Linked DNA regions of Homo sapiens: region 2 is linked to region 1. The links are chromatin loops, found by intact Hi-C in ENCODE. Cell type or tissue: Caco-2. All regions are shown on one strand. Links, peaks and the distances in the headings refer to the core of each region. The heading gives the core; the rest is flanking DNA.

Region 1 (8,000 bases), core at 1-8,000:
AGAATATTTTAAGGATTAAATGTATACATAAAAATGTACTTAGAAGAGTGCCTTCCACATAGTAAGTGCTCAGTATTACGTGTAATTATTTCATATGTATATAAATGTATAAGGATGTATATGGTATTTGTATAAACACAAACTTTGCATGGAAAGACTATGTTAAGAATGATTTTTACATGAAACCTTTCTAACCAATGGTCAAATCTTAATGCTCACCCTACTTGACCTATCAGTGCCATCAGCTATGCTAATCACTCCCTCCTCCTTAATACACAGTTGGTCCTCCATATCCATGAGTTCTGCCTCCACAGCTTCAACCAAGTGTGGATTGAAAATATTTGAAAAAAAAAAAAAATTGCATCTGTGCTGAATATGCACAGAGTTCTTCTCTTGACATTATTTCCTAAACAATACAGTATAACAACTACTTATGTAACATTTATATTGTATTCAGTATTATAAGTAATCTAGAGTTGATTTAAGGAATACAGGAGGATGTGCATAATTTATATGACAATACTATGTCAGTTTATATACGGGTCTTGAGCATCTAAAGATTTTGGTATCTGAGTGATACCAAGGGATGACTTAGGACACCATTCTTGGTCTTCCTCCTCACTGAATGTTCCTTCTAAGTCTCCTTTGCTTGTTGCTTTTCTCAGACCTCTTAATGCTGTAGTGCCCAGAGCTCAGTCCTTATACCTCTTTTCTGTTTACACTCACTGTCTTGCAATCTCATCTAGTCTCTTGGCCAATTAACTCCCAGATTTTTATTTCCAGCCCAGTTCTCTCTTAATCCTAAACTTGTATATCCTACTCTCTACTTTGCAACTCTATCTTAAGGTCAATTCAAATTCAATTTTGTCCAAAACTGAACTCCTAGTCTTCCCCCAAAACCTACAGCTTCCCCATCATAGCTAATGGCTGTTCCATCCTTCCAATTGCTCAGGTCAAACCTGACTCTAACCACTTCTTATTACCTCCACTGCCACCATCTAGCTCCCAGCCAATATCACTTCTTAACCACTATAGAAGGCTCCTAACAGGTATCCATCCAGCTTCTGCCCTTGCCCCCCAATCTATTATCAATGTGAGCATTCAAAGCCTGTCAGATCATTCTACTCAATTCAAACCTCCAGTGGCTCCCTATTTCACTCAGAATATGAGGCACGGACCTTACTGTGGCCTAGAAGGCCCCACGTGATCAGCCCCACCCTCATTACCACCCTGACCTCAACTCCCACAGTTCTCCTTGCTCTTTTTGCTCCAGCCACACTGGCCTCCTTGCTGCTTCTCAAATACCCAAGGTCCACATCTGGCCTAGAGTCCTGATACTGGCTTTCTGCCTGAAACGCACTTCACCATCATATGTGTATATTCCCTCAAACTTCAAGTTCACTCAAATGTCACGGTATTGGGCTGGGCACGGAGGCTCATGCCTGTAATCCCAACACCCTGGGAGGCCAAGGTGGGGGGATCACATGAGGTCAGGAGTTCAAGACCAGCCTGGCCAACATGGCAAAACCCCGTCTCTACTAAAAATACAAAAAATAGCCAGGCATGGTGATGTGTGCCTGTAATCCCAGCTACTCAGGAGGCTGAGGCAGGAGAATAACTTGAGCCCGGGAGGCAGAGGTTGCAGTGAGGCAAGATCACGCCACTGCACTGCAGCCTGGGTGACAGAACGAGACTCCATCTCAAAAAAAAAAAGTCACCATCTCAATGAGGCCTGCCCTAATCACTATATTTAAAAATCAGTTCCCACCACCACCTCATCATCCCAAATTCTCCTTATTCTTGCTTTTGTTCATAGCACTTTTCACCTTCAAGCAAACTTTGTAATTTCTATATTATGTTGCCTGTTTATTGCTGGTTTCCCCCATAGGCAATGTGTGCTCCTCAAGAGCAAGTATCTTTATCTACTGTATTGACTGCTATATCTATATATATCTATATGCCTGACACATGACATGTGGTCAATAAATACACAGTAAATGTTTACTCGAATCTTATCCCACATTCAACTTTACCTTTGCATTTCCGTACTTTAGACTACGCTATTTTAAGTGGGCTTATTCAGATGCAGGGAGGGAAGCCAAGACAGCTTGATAAGGGTAAAAATGGGTATGAGGTAACATGAAACTGAAGAGACCATTGCGTTAAAAAGAAAAACTCAAATTTACAAAATGTCTAATTTATATTACCAATATGCCTTATACTGGATTACTAAATTACAGGCCAGTTCCCATGATTATTATGTCCAAAGTCCAGGAAGTAACTCTTTTAAGAAATATTCTAGAGTCTTTTAAGACTAAAAGTGGCCTGAGATATCAATTGTGTCTTTCACAAATGGGGAAATAAAATCTTTAAAACTTTTCCAGGACGAAACGACTAGTTATAGGAGAGCTAAGAACCACTGAAACAACTAAACTCTCATAGAAGCAGATGACAAGTTTTCCTCATCTATAGAGAGTTGTTATCTGACATATGGATCTGTTTTCTTGAAAGATTTGCCACAGTCTTCTCTTGGCTACAACAATCTACGACCATGAATGATTACAATTTGGAGTTTATAAAACCAGAGTTTTATTCTTATTGTATAAAAATTCATTGTCAGACTTACTGAGGTACAATTTGCTCACATAGTAAAATTCGGGATGTCTGTTTTTTAGGTGCCCACTTCTATGAATTTTGACAAATATATACAGTCATGAAACCACTACCACTATCAAGACATGAAACGTTTCATCACCCTAAAAAGTTCCCTCCCCAATCCCTACCCTTTAGCAACCATTAATCTTTCTTCTTTCCTTATATTTTTTACCTTTTCCAGGATGGCATATAAATGAAACTGTACAATATGTAGCCTTTTGAGTCTGACTTCTTTCATTTAGCATAATGCATTTGAGAGTCATTATCTTGTTGCATATTTCGGTACATTAGCCATTCTAAAAGGTGTGTAGTGGTATTTCATTGTGGTTTTAAATTTGCATTTCCCTAATTACTAATGACATTGAGCATCTTTTCCTATATCACATAAATCTTAAGAAATGTCCTCACAATTAAACAATTACTATCCCATGGAATGAATTAGTAGGGGAAGGAAGACTGGGGTAAAACAGAGCACAAGATTTTTAAACTTGTTATGTATTCATCCTAAGGCTATGAGATCATCTATGAGATAATACATATGAAAATGCTTTAGAATATATAAAGTACTATTATAAATATAAGGGACTACAATTGTTGTTAAGTGCTAGAAAGTTATCAGATTTAAAAACTGCACCAGAGGACTCACTCTCTCCCAGATAGAAGATGAATAAAACACTGCCTGCCCTAGCTATACAAGCTCTGTCTTTTGGAGGTGTCCTGAATTAAGCTAGTTGTGTTGGAGATAAAGTCATGTTTTCAAATATAAATGTAACTTCTTTTCATAACCAATATAACCAATGAGTTCAGCGTTCAATAATGACAAGAAATAGGCCAGGCGTGGTGGGTAACGTCTGTAATCCCAGCACTTTGGGAGGCTGAGGCGGGTGGATCACGAGGTCAGGAGTTGGAGATCAGCCTAGCCAACATAGTGAAACCCCGTCTCTACTAAAAATACAAAAAATTAGTCGGGTGTGGTGGCGGGCGCTTGTAATCCCAGCTACTCGGGAGGCTGAGGCAGAAGAATGGTTTGAACCTGGGAGGCGGAGGTTGCAGTGAGCCAAGATCGTGCCATTGCACTCCAACCCAAGACTCCGCTCAAAAAAAAAAAAAAAAAAAAGATAGAGCTAACTTCTGACCTGATTCTTCCTCTTGTGACTGACATCTCACTCCTAAACAATTTTCAAGTTTCCAAAAACTAAAAAGATGACTTATCCATTTGTCTTTTAAGAGCTTCTACCTTTAAGTACCTTTAAGTGATAAATGAATTGAATTTTATTGAATAAGAGTCCCTAATGCAGGAGTTTCTAAAAAGTAAATAAATAAAAGCAAAATCACCTAACCCAGATTCCTCGTAATATCTGGATAGACAGGCTGACAAAAAGTAATAGGAAACCACCTATGGTGGTTCCAGATCTGAATAAATACTATCGGACCATACTAGATGTCTCCCTCCCAGTGCAAGAAACCAACAGGCAGAAAACACCAATGATTTGGAGCACAGTTCTAGTCAAGAATGTTATTCGACACCTAAAGGGAAAGCTTACCTTTCTTTCTTTTAGTAGCTTCTTATAGCCATTTGATCCAAGTGACAATAAAGTAATAAGGACATCTAAAGAAGGTGAAGCTGAAGCTCTTCCTGAAATAAGAAGGATAAGTTACATTAAGACTGTGGTGGGGGGGTAGCTTTGGAAATTAAGATTTACTACAATAGCCTATGTACAAATGGATTTTTGTTTGTTAGCTACTTTTTCTGAAAAGCAACTTATTTATTTACCTGGATACATCTTGCTGATTTCCTGAATGAATGAATCATTAAAGCCAGCAATTATAGCACCACCTACTGGAACCATAAAATTTTTGTCCAAGCTCTGAACAAAAGCATCTATTCTACCAACTCGAGCCCCCTGGAATCAATATGATATTACATATTAGTTGCTAGGAAAACAGACAACTGCTATTAACAAACAAATACCACAACAAAAAATTATAACTATTTGAGTTAATTAATATATTAGCCTGATTTAACCATTTTACAATATATACATGCATCAAAACATCAAATTGTACACTGTAAATATATACAATTTTTGTCAACTCTACCTTAGAATAAAAATAAACACCATTAAAACAATGCATGGAAAAAACAATTGAAAAATTTTATTTTTATTTTCTTTGTAATAGTGCCAAGAAAATGTTTTTAAGTATTAAACCAAAATTTTTAATGGTGCTCCTTATATGTGCAACTTTAAGTTTACAACCTGCTTTCACACATAAATCATTTAATCTTCATAACAACTCTGTGAGGCAAGCACGGTTTCAGTATCAGCTCAGGTGGGAACTTTAATGAAACAAAGCTTTACACCTTAAAATTTGATAAGAAAGAATGGATTCATCCCATGCCTCTCATCTGTGCTCCTTTTTTTGACAACAAATGTCTACAATGGGTCCTATAACTATTAAGTGGTTTTAAACATCCTCTGTGAGTTCGAGGGTGGCCACCATAACCTAATGGACTATAGCCATCCGAGTTGCCAAACAGTTAATTATACATGTGCCTCTCTTTAATGCTTGGACAATCTACTACCTGTATGACCATTTTAAGCACTCAGATAAAAAACAAATGCAAAGTTTTACTTTTAACATCACTTAATGGAAGTTTTATTTGTATACTCTTGGCAATTCTAGAAGCAATGTTTCTACATAACTCATGCTCCCTAATATTATAAACTTAGATTTCATTCCACTGCAAATGAACTTCCAGTGAAAATCTAATATTCCGGTGAAAAATTGAATACTTACCTACTAGAAATGTAAAACTAAGTTCGGTCCTCATCCAACTTTCTGTCTAATGTGCTTCAATTTTCTCCTCTTAAAAATAGAGATACTGTCTAAATTACAACTAACATAGTCTTTTTCTTTATCTGTAGCCACAGATTTTCAATCTGTATTCACAATCTGTATTCCTATTAATATTATAACCATATTTGACCTTCATTTTCACACCTTGCTATCTGAGGGAGAACAGAAGGAGCAGATAGCTGGCCTAATCTCAGAGTCCAGATCCAGGCAACAGGTGGAAGCAGCCGAAGCAGGGAAGAGGAGCAGCTGCTCTGGAGGCCATTATACAACTGTTCAAATCTTAACCTTCCTCTTCCTCTTCTTTCTAATTTCCTAATAAACCATGATCAGAGAAAATCTCACCATATCACAGGAAAATAGAGAGATGCATATAAGACTAACAGAATAAAAAAAACTGGAAAACATGCGAAGTAGCAGCATATAAAGATAAGTGGACAGTCAGAGTTGCCTTTGTATTAACATTTTAGTACTGTCCAAGGCCTCCTGAGAGAAACAGGAACCTAAACTGGAAGCAGAAGTACTAGAGGAATCAATGCACCAGACTTTGCTAGAACCCTTCCATCACTAAAACACAGAAAGCATTTAAAAGGCAGCACATTCTGTGGCAAGAAAACAAACAGGCCAGACCCAATCTCAGAAATGGTACAAGACCCCCTTTTTCAGCTACATCTAAGTCATCAGTATATGCTCTAAAATCCACTCTCAAAATACATCTGAATAAAAGCATTTATTACCACCTTCACAACTACCACCCTGGCCAAAGCCACCAAAAAATCTCATATGGGTTGCTGCAACAGCCTTCCACTCTTGCCTCCCTACAGTCTATTTCCCACATAGCATGTCACTCTTTCCTGCTTGAAATCCTTCCATGGCCAATGATCATACCAAAAACAAAATCCCAAACCCTTAACACACCTCAAAGCTCTACAACCACTGTTCACCTTGTTCATTATGGTTCAGCCATACTGGCCTCCTTGCTATTTCTCACATATTCCAAGCACGCTCCTGCCTCAGAGTCTTGGCTGTTAGCTTCTGACTGGAATCTCTCTCTCTAGAGAGCTGCAAAGCTTCCTCCTGCATCATTCAGAGCTCCACTCACATGTACTTCTTGAAGAGTGCTTCCTAGATCACTCCATCTAATGATATCCATCCTCCCCAAATACCAGAGCATTTATCCAAGACTTGTCATACTCAAGGTTTACTCTCTGCTTTCGCACAAAAAATAGAATGCTCTATGAGGGTTAAAGATTTTGTTGGATTCACTATTGCATCTCCAGTTCCTACCCTGGTGCCTGGTACACAAGCAGGAACCCAGAAAGTATTTGTTGAATGAAGTGACAATTGGGTTTGTGAATAAACAGTAGTAATACCTACTTCTCTCAAATTCTGAACAGGCAAAGTTGCTGCTTCCCACACTTTTGGAACTTTACAATCCATTGTGACTCAAAATAATCAGTCTTATATGCATATTTTTGTGACTCTACTATATCCCTCTCCATTAATCTATCCTAACATCCATAATTCATGAATCTCTTAAATTCGTCATTTTAGTAAATATAAACAGAAATATAGGTTACTCAAAACTAACTTCCCCTGGAGGTGGGGTTATGTGCATACAGAATACTCTATATGCTCAGCCTTAAGTCATTCTGGGGTCTCATCTTAAAAACAAAAAAGTTAAAAACATAATGTTAAAACAATAAAAATAAAAAAAATTTATTTATACTTTTCTTCATTGATTGATTATTGCAATATTATTTTCTCAAGAAAAGACTTACAGTATTAGTATTTTAGTACTTTGTTTTTTAACAGAAAAATGGGACTTTGGAGTCGCACTGAACTAGATGGGCTATTTTGTAGCTACAGGACCTTAGGGAAGTCACTTAATCCCACTTATTTTATTTCCCCATGTGCAGAATGGGAATAAGAAGTACACCTTAAATTGTCAGGATTCAGCTGATAACTTTAAAAGCCTAGTAGAGGGCCAGGCACGGTGGCTCACATCTGTAATCCCAGCACTTTGGGAGGCCAAGGCGGGTGGATCACGAGGTCAGGAGATTGAGACCACCCTGGCTAACACGGTGAAACCCCGTCTCTACTAAAAAATACAAAAAATTAGCCAGGCATGGTGGTGGGCGCCTGTAGTCCCAGCTACTCGGGAGGCTGAGGCAGGAGAATGGCGTGAACCTGGGAGGCGGAGCTTGCAGTGAGCCAAGATCGCGCTACTGCACTCCAGCCTGGGCGACAGAGCGAGACTCCGTCTCAAAAAAAAAAAAAAAAAAAAAAAAGCCTAGTAGGATGCCTGACACATGGAGAGTGTGTAGTAAATGGTATATATTAACAATAAGGACTATTGAGATGAATTAAGGCTAACTTTAATTTTTTAGAATGTCATGAAACAGCAACCTGCACTCAACAAGACTCAAGTATTCATTTGATTTAAATCAATAGTGCCACAACCTCTTTTGGTGAAGGCCAATTTGGGA
Region 2 (9,230 bases), core at 482-8,481, 120 kb before region 1:
CCTTCAATGAACCTAAGAGGAAAAGTTGTATAATTAAAATGAATTTTCTCTCCTTAGTATCCCAAAAAAACTATGTTGGTAAGCTTTCAGAATAAAATCTAAAAGTATTCCTGAATTATAAGAATTGATCTCTGAAGACTAGGTCAGCTACACCAAATTCCATGTGGTAGCAGGATGTATGCAAAAATGCGTGCACGGGAGTGTGTGGTCTGCACTCCTTCCAGAAGTGGCATGGAAGTCTCCAAAGAATTCTGAGCTGGCAACATGGGTAAAAACATCCTGGGGAGAAATAAAGAAGAAAGCACTATACAAAGGCAAGAAATTCTCATATCTCTGCAAGACTGGAGCACTTCCAGACATTTTCCCTACTCAATCCCACATTTCACGGTGCCTGGCTATTCATACTTCTGTTAATGTCACTGTCCCTTGAGAGGGTTCTCTTGTTTTACATCTCCACATTAAAGTTTTTTGCTGGGGGAGAGTTCTATCAAGCTTGGTTTTCAGCAACCTTGAGTTTATCGTGTCCTACACCATCTAGTCACCAAGCAAATGGGTGACAAGGCAGGAAAAGCTCAAGCTCTCTAAGCTACTAGGAAGTAGGAAGTATAATGAAGTTGAGTAGGAACCAAACTTCTTTCTCTGTACTAAAACCCCACAGGGTTGGCACATGGGATCTTGCAATAATACCACTGGCCATGCTTTAAGGTCTTTGTGGGAAATAATTGATGTGAATTCACTACGACTATTCTCTAGGCTCAGGGAGAACTAAATTTTAGTTACAGCATTATATTAAGTCAAATATAAGAGGGTCTTTGATGAGATGCTCCATGGTTGGGGCTTTGAAACACAACATCATCAACGAATTAGTTCTTGATTCTTGCACTGAGAACTCACTGATGGTTTTTAAAACTGAGATGTCTTTTCAGTAATAGACTTCAGCATAAACTGATGAGCTAACTTCCTCTCCAATAACCTTGACCATAAGATGAACTATCGTAAGAGAAAACTCATAGCTTTACAACTGCTACCTCCATTGGCTATGTATGTGCTTTGATAGACCTTAGTCAGATTTAGCATTGCAGTCCTGCTACACTTTCCATACTATGTATATGATAATATCAGAGTATTATGCGAATACACATATTATGTATACTCTGGAGAAAGAATTCCTCCAGGAACATCTTTTCTCAAGACACAAAGTCAGCAGAGAGCTTTCTTATATCTAGGATGTGTCTAGAATTCCAATACCTACCTGTTGAACTCAGACAAGAAAATGAGACAAGGCTTTAAAAATCCCTCTGAATGCTAAGTGAGGCTATCCCATCTGATAGCAGGATTAACATTATTACAAAGTTACCAAAGACAAGGATGAAAGAACTTAAAGGGGAAAAAAGACATGAAAGGAAGAAAAGGCAGAAATCAGAACAAGGGCAAAGCTCATTGCGAGGGGAGAAATCTGCACATCAAAAAAGGGAAAAATGACCTTTTTTTAAGGAAAAAAATAAAATAAAATTAGACCCTCAGTAGCAATTCATAGGAGATACTGCAAAAGAGATGTAGAACAGTGAGTGAACAACATGAAGTTGTACCCCCCAAATAGGGAGGCTTTCTTAAAAATAAGTAACCCTCAGAACCCCGCAGCTCTATTTCTGGCTGGTCAGCAAATCCATGCCTATTTATGAGAGGTAAAAATATCCAACGCAACTTCCAATTGTGCTTACTACATGACAAATTAAATGTCAGCAGAGAATGAATGACTATCTCTCCTTCTTTGTTTTGTCTCTCCCTCTTTGTCTCCAGCCTCCTCCTTCCCCAGCATGTTTGTAAGCAAGTAAACTATAAAAGGTCAGTGCTGAAAAGAGAATGGGGTGTTCTCCAGTTTCTCCACCCCTAAACCCTTGCAGAGATGCTGTTCCAGCACAGAAACCAATCCAGAAATTCTACCAAGATACCGAATGTTCAGCAAATAGACAAAGCACAAAACTTACAGGTATTCAAGATGAAAAAGTCCAGCAAAAGCATCATCCCGGATGATCGTGAATGAGTTAGAATTCAGCAATCTGAAAGTAAGAGACAGATTCCAATGGAGAGATGTAAAACTTGAGTCACATGGTAAAGCCATTTCTCTTTCCTTTGCTACGTTTTGATCTGTGGGCAAACATGAGCTCTTCTTAGCCTAAGGAGACCACATTTTGTTGTCAAAAACCTGATTCTCACAGCCTGCTCTTAGAGACGATGGCAAGTGGATTCCTTTTGACCAGATTTTCTTGTCCTCTCCAGAACTCTACTCCTTTCTTCCCTGTGTGTCTCAGTAAATATGATCTGATAGCTGTGACTTTAAAACATTATAATGCTCAGCACGACTAAACAGCCAGTGAATGCTTTATGGTACACAAGCAATCATAAAATTAGAGATCTAAAAAGATCTAATCCAAATCTATTTTTACGAAAATAAAAGCCCAGAGAAGCTAAGTGACTTGACCAAAGTCATGCAGCTGGACCCATAACAATAGTTAAAAAAAAAAAAAAAAAAGTTTGTTTAAGAAACTTTCAGGAGACTGTTACTACGTAGTTTTCTATTTGAGTCATCACCCAAGTCTACTGGCAAAAGAATACCTAAAATTGTATTTCTATTATATGAAAAGTATATTTTAATAGCACTGCAATTTCTAAGAGGCCTCAGATTTTAAAATGTTAAGTGTAATGTTAAAAGTAGGCATATAAGATTTCAAGAACAAAAGTATCAAGAGTATGTTTATTGAGGATGAATAGTGCTCTCCTATATTCCATTTATCCAAATTTTTCTATAGCACATTGCTTGTTTTAATTTCAGTCTCATCTCAAATTTAAGAAACCAACACAGATCAAGAGAATGAGGTGTGTACTCTTACTTTGCCTGTCACTGGATTGCTTTTGAAAACTACTTTTTGGACATTTGTTTTCATCAGCACACATTACCCAGCCTGGGTTACAGGGCACAACATGAGCATCACCACAGGGACTTGAGCATTGCTCACAGAGAGGAGATGGGATGAGGAATAGTTAGGAGTGTGGGCTTTTGGCCCTGGACTAGAATCTGGCTCTGATTTGGGACAAGTTAGTTAAGTTCCCTGAACCTCAGTTTCCTTATCTATCAAATGGGATCATAAGCATGCCTTCATCATACCGATGAAGTGATGATGAAATAAAATTACGCACGTAAGTTCATAGGATGCTGCCTGACTGGTTTAAGTTCTCAGCAAACTAGAAACACTCCTATTTCCAGAGTAACATTAAGATTTTAAAATGAAGTTTTCTTTTAAACTGAGGTGTTTGGGAAACAGTGCATTTAGGTGACTTTCAGGTCATGAGTCAATGCAATTACCTCCCCATTTACTAGATCTGGGTGTTGGGATCTACAATAAAGTCTCTGAAGAAAACAGGTATCGAACTAAGGAAAGAGCTGAGCAGGGAGCCTCAGTGCTTTGCTGGGGACATCACAGGGTAAATTAACACCAAGAGGCAGCCACGGTCTCCTCACGGAGCTGGGGTACTTTAGGAAGGGCTGATACCAAAGAGGCAGAGACGGCCCTCCAAGGATGGCACCTCAGGGCCCCCCATTGTGCAGAGGGAACTTCCCATACTCACAGCAGCTGCAGAGAAGGCAGATGGGAAAACATTCGGTCCTTGATTTCTGAAAACGTCCCATTTACCAGGCTCCTACGGGCAAAAGATGAACAAAAGTAGGCCTAGGTTTCTTTTAGGAAGTGCCATGCAGGGTGGGTAATCAAACTCTGCCTCCACCTGTACTTCAAACCCTGACTCTCAGGAGTGAGGCATAGCACAGTTGCCCAGGATCTTCCCCGGGGTAGGAATAAGAAGAGACAAGCCACTTCCCAATGAATCAGATCAATATGAAGACTAGTCTGAATAACAGAAACCTTTACCATCAGCTCCTTCCACAGACATTATCTCGGTCAGTTTAAATCAATCCCTTCACTTCCTTTTCTTAACTACAGGAGGTCCTTGCCTGAAAATGGATAATCGCTTCACCTCTGCCCATGATTCTGTTTGTGTAGACACAGCGTTGTGTTGGCCTATGAAATGCTGGGGTAGGATTAAGCATTCCTCTTGGGACCCCATCTCTGAAAGACAGAGCACTCCTGATTAAATGCAACATGAAAGCCCTGGGGAAAAACTCACAGACACCTGAACTCCCCTGTGTGGGGAGAGGCAGTACCATCTGCCAGATAAAACGGTCAACCAGGAGGCAAGATGCTTGGCTTTATTTCTGCCCCCAGGCCCCCATCCTTTCTGGCCACAGCAGGATCTGAATACATTATTTCAGAATTCCTTTCAGTTGGCATGCAGATCACTTAAGCAGCTGCTGGTCTGAAGGATTTAATAAGGGGAACTCTAATTTCTGGAATCCTCCATGTCACCCGACTTAGCAATATTAAGAATCAAAAAGGTCCTCTGTTCCCACCAGCCAAACTCTTCTGACTTTCTATAAATGCAAATGGGAACCCCCTCACTCCTGGGTCCAGGCCCCTACAATTTGCCTTGGGTGGGAGGCTGGGAAGCACTGGACACAAGAAAGTATCTTGAGCACAAGCAACGTCACCCCGGGGATTCCCTGCCTCCACCACTGACTGGGCACCCAGGCATCTTGGCCTGGAACAAGAGAGTGGTCTTAGCAGGAAACATGTCCTAGCAGTAAAGATACAGCCCAACAGCCCCTTCCACCGCCCTTGTGAGAGCTGGTCATTTGGCTTGAGTGGCCAGGTGAGGGCAGGATGAAAGCACCTCTCGGCAGGTGGATACCTAATGTGAAGCCCTTTCCTGTCAGTTCCTCCTGCTGAAAAAGCAGCCAACACAACTGTGTGATGGAGAAAGGGGGCAAGAAGCCCTCCTGACCTCAGGGCAAGAAGGCTGACTTCAAAGCACTTGGCCACTGGGCTAGGCGCCCAACATGCCCCAAACCTCTGCCCAGCCTTCTGTTACCCCTCTTCTAGGCCACGGGGGGCGGCCCCTCCCCTCCCAGAGCCTGCATGCCTTGACCTCGACTTTTTGCAACCTGCAATGTGGAGAAGTCGGGAGGAGGCCACGGGGTGAACATTCGCCCCAGACCTGATGTGGGGCAGTGAGGCCTCACCCTGCCCAGTTTGCACTCAGTCAGGTCGTGTTCAGCTGCTCCTATGCACGCCCCTACACACACAACTCCAACCCGCAAACACACACACACACACGCACACGCCCTCTCAAACTTTAATGCACCCTTGAGTCTCCCGGGGACGTCAAACGCACACTCCAGGACTCCACTCCAAAGACTGCTTCAGAGCAGCTGGATTCTGCATTGGCACAAGCTTCCCCAGGTGAGTCTGATGCAGGTGGCCCGTGGGCCACACTCTGAGAAACGCTGCCACAGGAACCTGTCTGGGTTCCCAGATTCTGGGGCTCAGGTCCTCACCGTCCTCCCCGGGGGCCAACACTCCACCCACGTCCCCCACACAAAGGCAAAGAAGGGGCCTGGGGAGTGGGTCAGGGTCGCGCTGGCCCGGCGCCAGAGGCAACTCCCTCGCGGCGGCGGACGCAGGGTGGGGCGGGACGGGATGGGGGCTGGAGGGGTCCCACTCACAGGGAGCTGATGTCGCCCGGCACGATCCTGGGCACCCAGGAAGAGCCCACGCAGATGATAGACTCCTTGGTACAGCTGCAAGTGGCGGGGCAGCGCGCCAGCCGCCTCACCTGCGCGCTCCGCGGTATCAGGCACGCGGCGCCCAGCAGCAGCAGCAGCAGCCCGAGCGCTCCGCAGCCGCCTCTCCGCAGCGCCATGCCCGGTCCCCGCTCCCCGCCCGGGCCCCGACCCCCACCGCCGCGCCGCGCGCTCGGACCCGGCGCCGCTGCAGACGCGGGCGCCGCTCGCTGCTCTGCCGCCGCCGCTGCTGGCGAGGACTAGGGAGCCGCGGGTGTGGGAGGCCGAGCCGCAGCCGAGCAGCATGCTGGCCGCCACCCCCACTCGGCGCCCCCCCACCCGAGCCCGGGCTGCTGGGCGGCCGCCGCCGCTGCGCCCGCCGCACTCGCGCCTGCCTGACATCAGCACTCGCGCCCGCAGCCCGGCTCTGGCCAATGAATAATGCATGGCGGGGCCCGCCCCGCGGGGGAGGGGGCCAGCGCCGGCCCCGTGGCGCCCCACCCGGCCCCCACCTCGCCACCCCCTCTCGCCCCGGGCCGGGCGCGGGGACAGAGGGAAAAGTTGGGTGACCTTGGGGGAGGGGCCAAGCCTGGCGGAGACCCCCGTCGGGGCCTGACTGAGCGGTGGAGGATCCGATGCCTGCAATACCTCCAGGGGTATAATCTGGGGAGGGCACTGGGTTCCTTTCAGGCAAATCAATAAAGTCGGAGCGGGGAGTGTGGAGAACCGGCTTGATTACTGGGGAGGGAGGCAGCCCTGGGTGCTTTGAAGAGGAGAGACTTTGGAGCAGCCTTTATTAATTTTGAAGTGCATGCTGCCGGTAGGGTCAGCGAGGATGGCTTTGCTTGTCTTCTGCGGTGGGGCAGTGAGGTCTGGCTCTCGCTCCCACAGCACCAGGGGTTACTGAAGCCAGCCAGTCCTCCCATGGGAGGAACGTGGGGAAGCAAAGCCGCTGCAGCCTGCACGCCCGGCGCTCTGGGCCCTGCCTGCTGCCTGCTAAAGAGCTGGAAAGCCCGGGAAAGTTTCCCCTCGCTCAGCTGCCCACGGGTCACCCCACCCGCCCCAGTCAGAGGAGGGTTTGTAGAGATTGAGGGTGTGATACATTCTAGCCACTGTACTTTTAATCTTCTAACCTTTTGAGGCAGGTCCTACTTATATCCTTAATTTATTGATGAGGCTGCTGACGCCCAGAAAGCATCCTGACTGGCTGATGGTCCAGCAGCTCCTGGCTGGGCAGGATGGGGCTCGGAGCCTTGAAGGGCTACCTTAACTGGGCCCTCCTGAGCCCCTCTTCAACTCCTTAAGTTTGAAGCAATGAGCGGAAATCTTAACACAGGTAATGTGCGGCTGAGGAAATCAAAGAAAATGACCAAAGCGGAAACAAAGTAATGGCTAATAACCTGAACTGCTGGGAGAAGGGAATCACAGCACGACTGTCGAGCTGCAAACCAAGGAAAAGCATGCCAGATGCTAAAACCTACTCAGAAAAGTCAGTATCGAATGCAAAAGTAGGAATCATACTATTGCTTCTTCAGCAATTATTGTTGGTGATCCATTGACAAGATCCATGAGGACGGTATCAGGCTGGCTGCTGTGGGAGGGAACAAAGGAACAGCTCCTGTCCTCAGGGAGCTAAAAGTCTAGCTGGACAGACAACCCTAAAAGAGCAACTCCACTGGCTACAAGGGGGTCACAGACTGACCAAAAGAGGTTCAGGAATTGAAAGAGAGCTTTGCGTAGGCAACTTCATGGAGGGAGTTAGACATTCCCTGCTGGTGACTATGTAAAAAGCACCTGGCATCAGTACAAACCAGCCTGCATTTATCATCATTTAATTCTTGCATCTGTCCTGAGAAATGGGTCCTCCCATTTTATGGATGGGAACATTGAGCTCAGAGAAGTTTTTATCTTGTCCAAGATCACACAGGACATGGCCAGGGAGATCATACTCCACAACTGGCTGCTGTGTCTAACCCTCGCTGCTGTGTGGGCATGCATTTACAAATACTTTACTCAGCAAGCCCCAGTGTTAGGGGCTGAGGACACAGACCACAGCCTGGGAGGGCGACAGACATGCAGACCCACAATCGTGGATGTGTGTGCTGTGCACCTGAAAGATGTTTCCCTTAAGAGGGATGGGCTACTGCTTTATAGAGCAGAGGAACGGAGGCTTCTCAAACAGAGCACTCCCTGCTGACCCAGGAAAAGAAAATCTATTTCTCACCTCTGAGTGAGAGCCTGGGGGCAGGGTGGCATAGCTAAATGCTGGCCTCAGGACTAGACAGGTTGGGGTTTGCATCCCAGCCTACCACTTACTGATGTGTAATTGTGTAATCCCAGCCTGCCACTTACTGCTGTGCAAGCTGTGATCTTTCTAAACCTCCATTTCTTCACCTGTAAACAAGAGGTTGTTGTAACCACATTTGGGGGTTAAATGAGATCAAGAAAGTAAAGCATTTAATACCACAAAGGAGGCACTGGGCGTTTGAGCAGAGTTCTATGTGACTAGATTGTAGGTAAGTGACGGAGAGAGGACTATGGAGGGAGATGGGTTTTCCTGACTTCTGTCCTTCCATTGTAATCAGAGTCACTGTCTTGTGTTGTGGTTCTCAATTGCGGGTAATTCAGGGGACACTTGGCCATGTGTGGAGATATTTGGGGTGGGTGCCCCTGGCGTCTAATGTGTAGAGGCTGGGGACGCTACTAAACATCTTGCAGTACTCAGCAAGAATGATCCAGGTCAAAATGTTGCTAGAGCCAAGGTTGAGAGAGCCTGGCTTAGTGTTCTGGAAAGACCCTTGGCATGAGGAATTCCAGAGATGCAGATTGTAAGTCAGGTTCATCAATCACAAGCAAACCTTCTTGGTCATGTTATTCCCATCTCTAGCTTCTATTTTTTCATCTATAAAATGGGGATAAAGAGCCCTTCTGCACCCTTTCCTAAATAAATGTGACATATCATCATTGTTCCTAACCTTAACTTCCAACAGCTAGAGCTAGCTCCAGCCCACCCTCTCCACCCCAAAAAACTAAAAAGTTCCTGATAGGAATGGTGCAGAAAGTAGGCCAGAGTAGCATAGCTGGCAGAGTTAGTATTTGTTTCGGCTCTGCTAGAGACACTAAGTAAGTGAGTGCTTGTAAATTATAAGGCGCAGTTTATAAATTAAAATATAAAAATGGAAATGCAGATTACTTTGGTGTGGTTCCAAGTTCCTCAGCAGTTTAAAAAAAAACTTAATAGACAATCAGAGAGACACAATCTGTTTCAGGAAATAGCAAGAGTTTTTGAAAAATCTTTGTAAAAATCCTTGTTGAGACGTAAACTTACTCAAGCTATGTCTTTATGACATGAATAACACACGTTCCTACAGTGGCTGAAATGGCGTAGGCTTGAGTGGCCTTCTCTAAAGTCTCAAACCGGTTCTACTTTATATGACTCCATGTGTTGGCAGCTCAAAATGGCATTCATTCATGTGTTCATGTACCCTCATGTTCAGCTACTTGTCAGTTAATTCTGTCAGTATTAACTGAGAACCTACTATGTGCTGGGCATCAA

The links. A loop is a pair of places that touch in the nucleus more often than their neighbours do. Peaks named below come from ENCODE experiments on the same cell type or tissue, not always from the same donor. Only the 100,000 strongest peaks of a DNase experiment are listed, where the experiment ranks them.
Region 2: a loop joins it to region 1, with 10 times the contacts of the local background. A loop is called at or near these places in 3 of 110 quality-filtered maps.

The regions. Positions count from the first base shown.
Region 1 is chr4:25,140,575-25,148,574 of GRCh38, forward strand. It overlaps SEPSECS (Sep (O-phosphoserine) tRNA:Sec (selenocysteine) tRNA synthase), which reads right to left. Exons shown (of 11, transcript NM_016955.4): 7 at 4,430-4,559; 8 at 4,200-4,291. Among named protein-coding and RNA genes, the nearest start is that of SEPSECS, 16 kb to the right of the region's middle. In Caco-2, for the core only: a CTCF peak has its summit at 4,476 (motif pointing left); no DNase peak of the experiment used is centred there.
Region 2 is chr4:25,024,880-25,034,109 of GRCh38, forward strand. It overlaps LGI2 (leucine rich repeat LGI family member 2), which reads right to left and starts at 6,067. Exons shown (of 8, transcript NM_018176.4): 1 at 5,618-6,067; 2 at 3,628-3,699; 3 at 1,989-2,060; 4 at 1-12. The coding sequence starts at 5,814. It overlaps LOC102723675 (a long non-coding RNA gene), which reads left to right. Exons shown (of 6, transcript XR_007058082.1): 6 at 1,801-2,024. LOC124900684 (a long non-coding RNA gene) reads left to right here and starts at 5,229. Exons shown (of 2, transcript XR_007058083.1): 1 at 5,229-5,354. In Caco-2, for the core only: no CTCF peak of the experiment used is centred there; no DNase peak of the experiment used is centred there; H3K4me3 peaks cover 1,393 bases.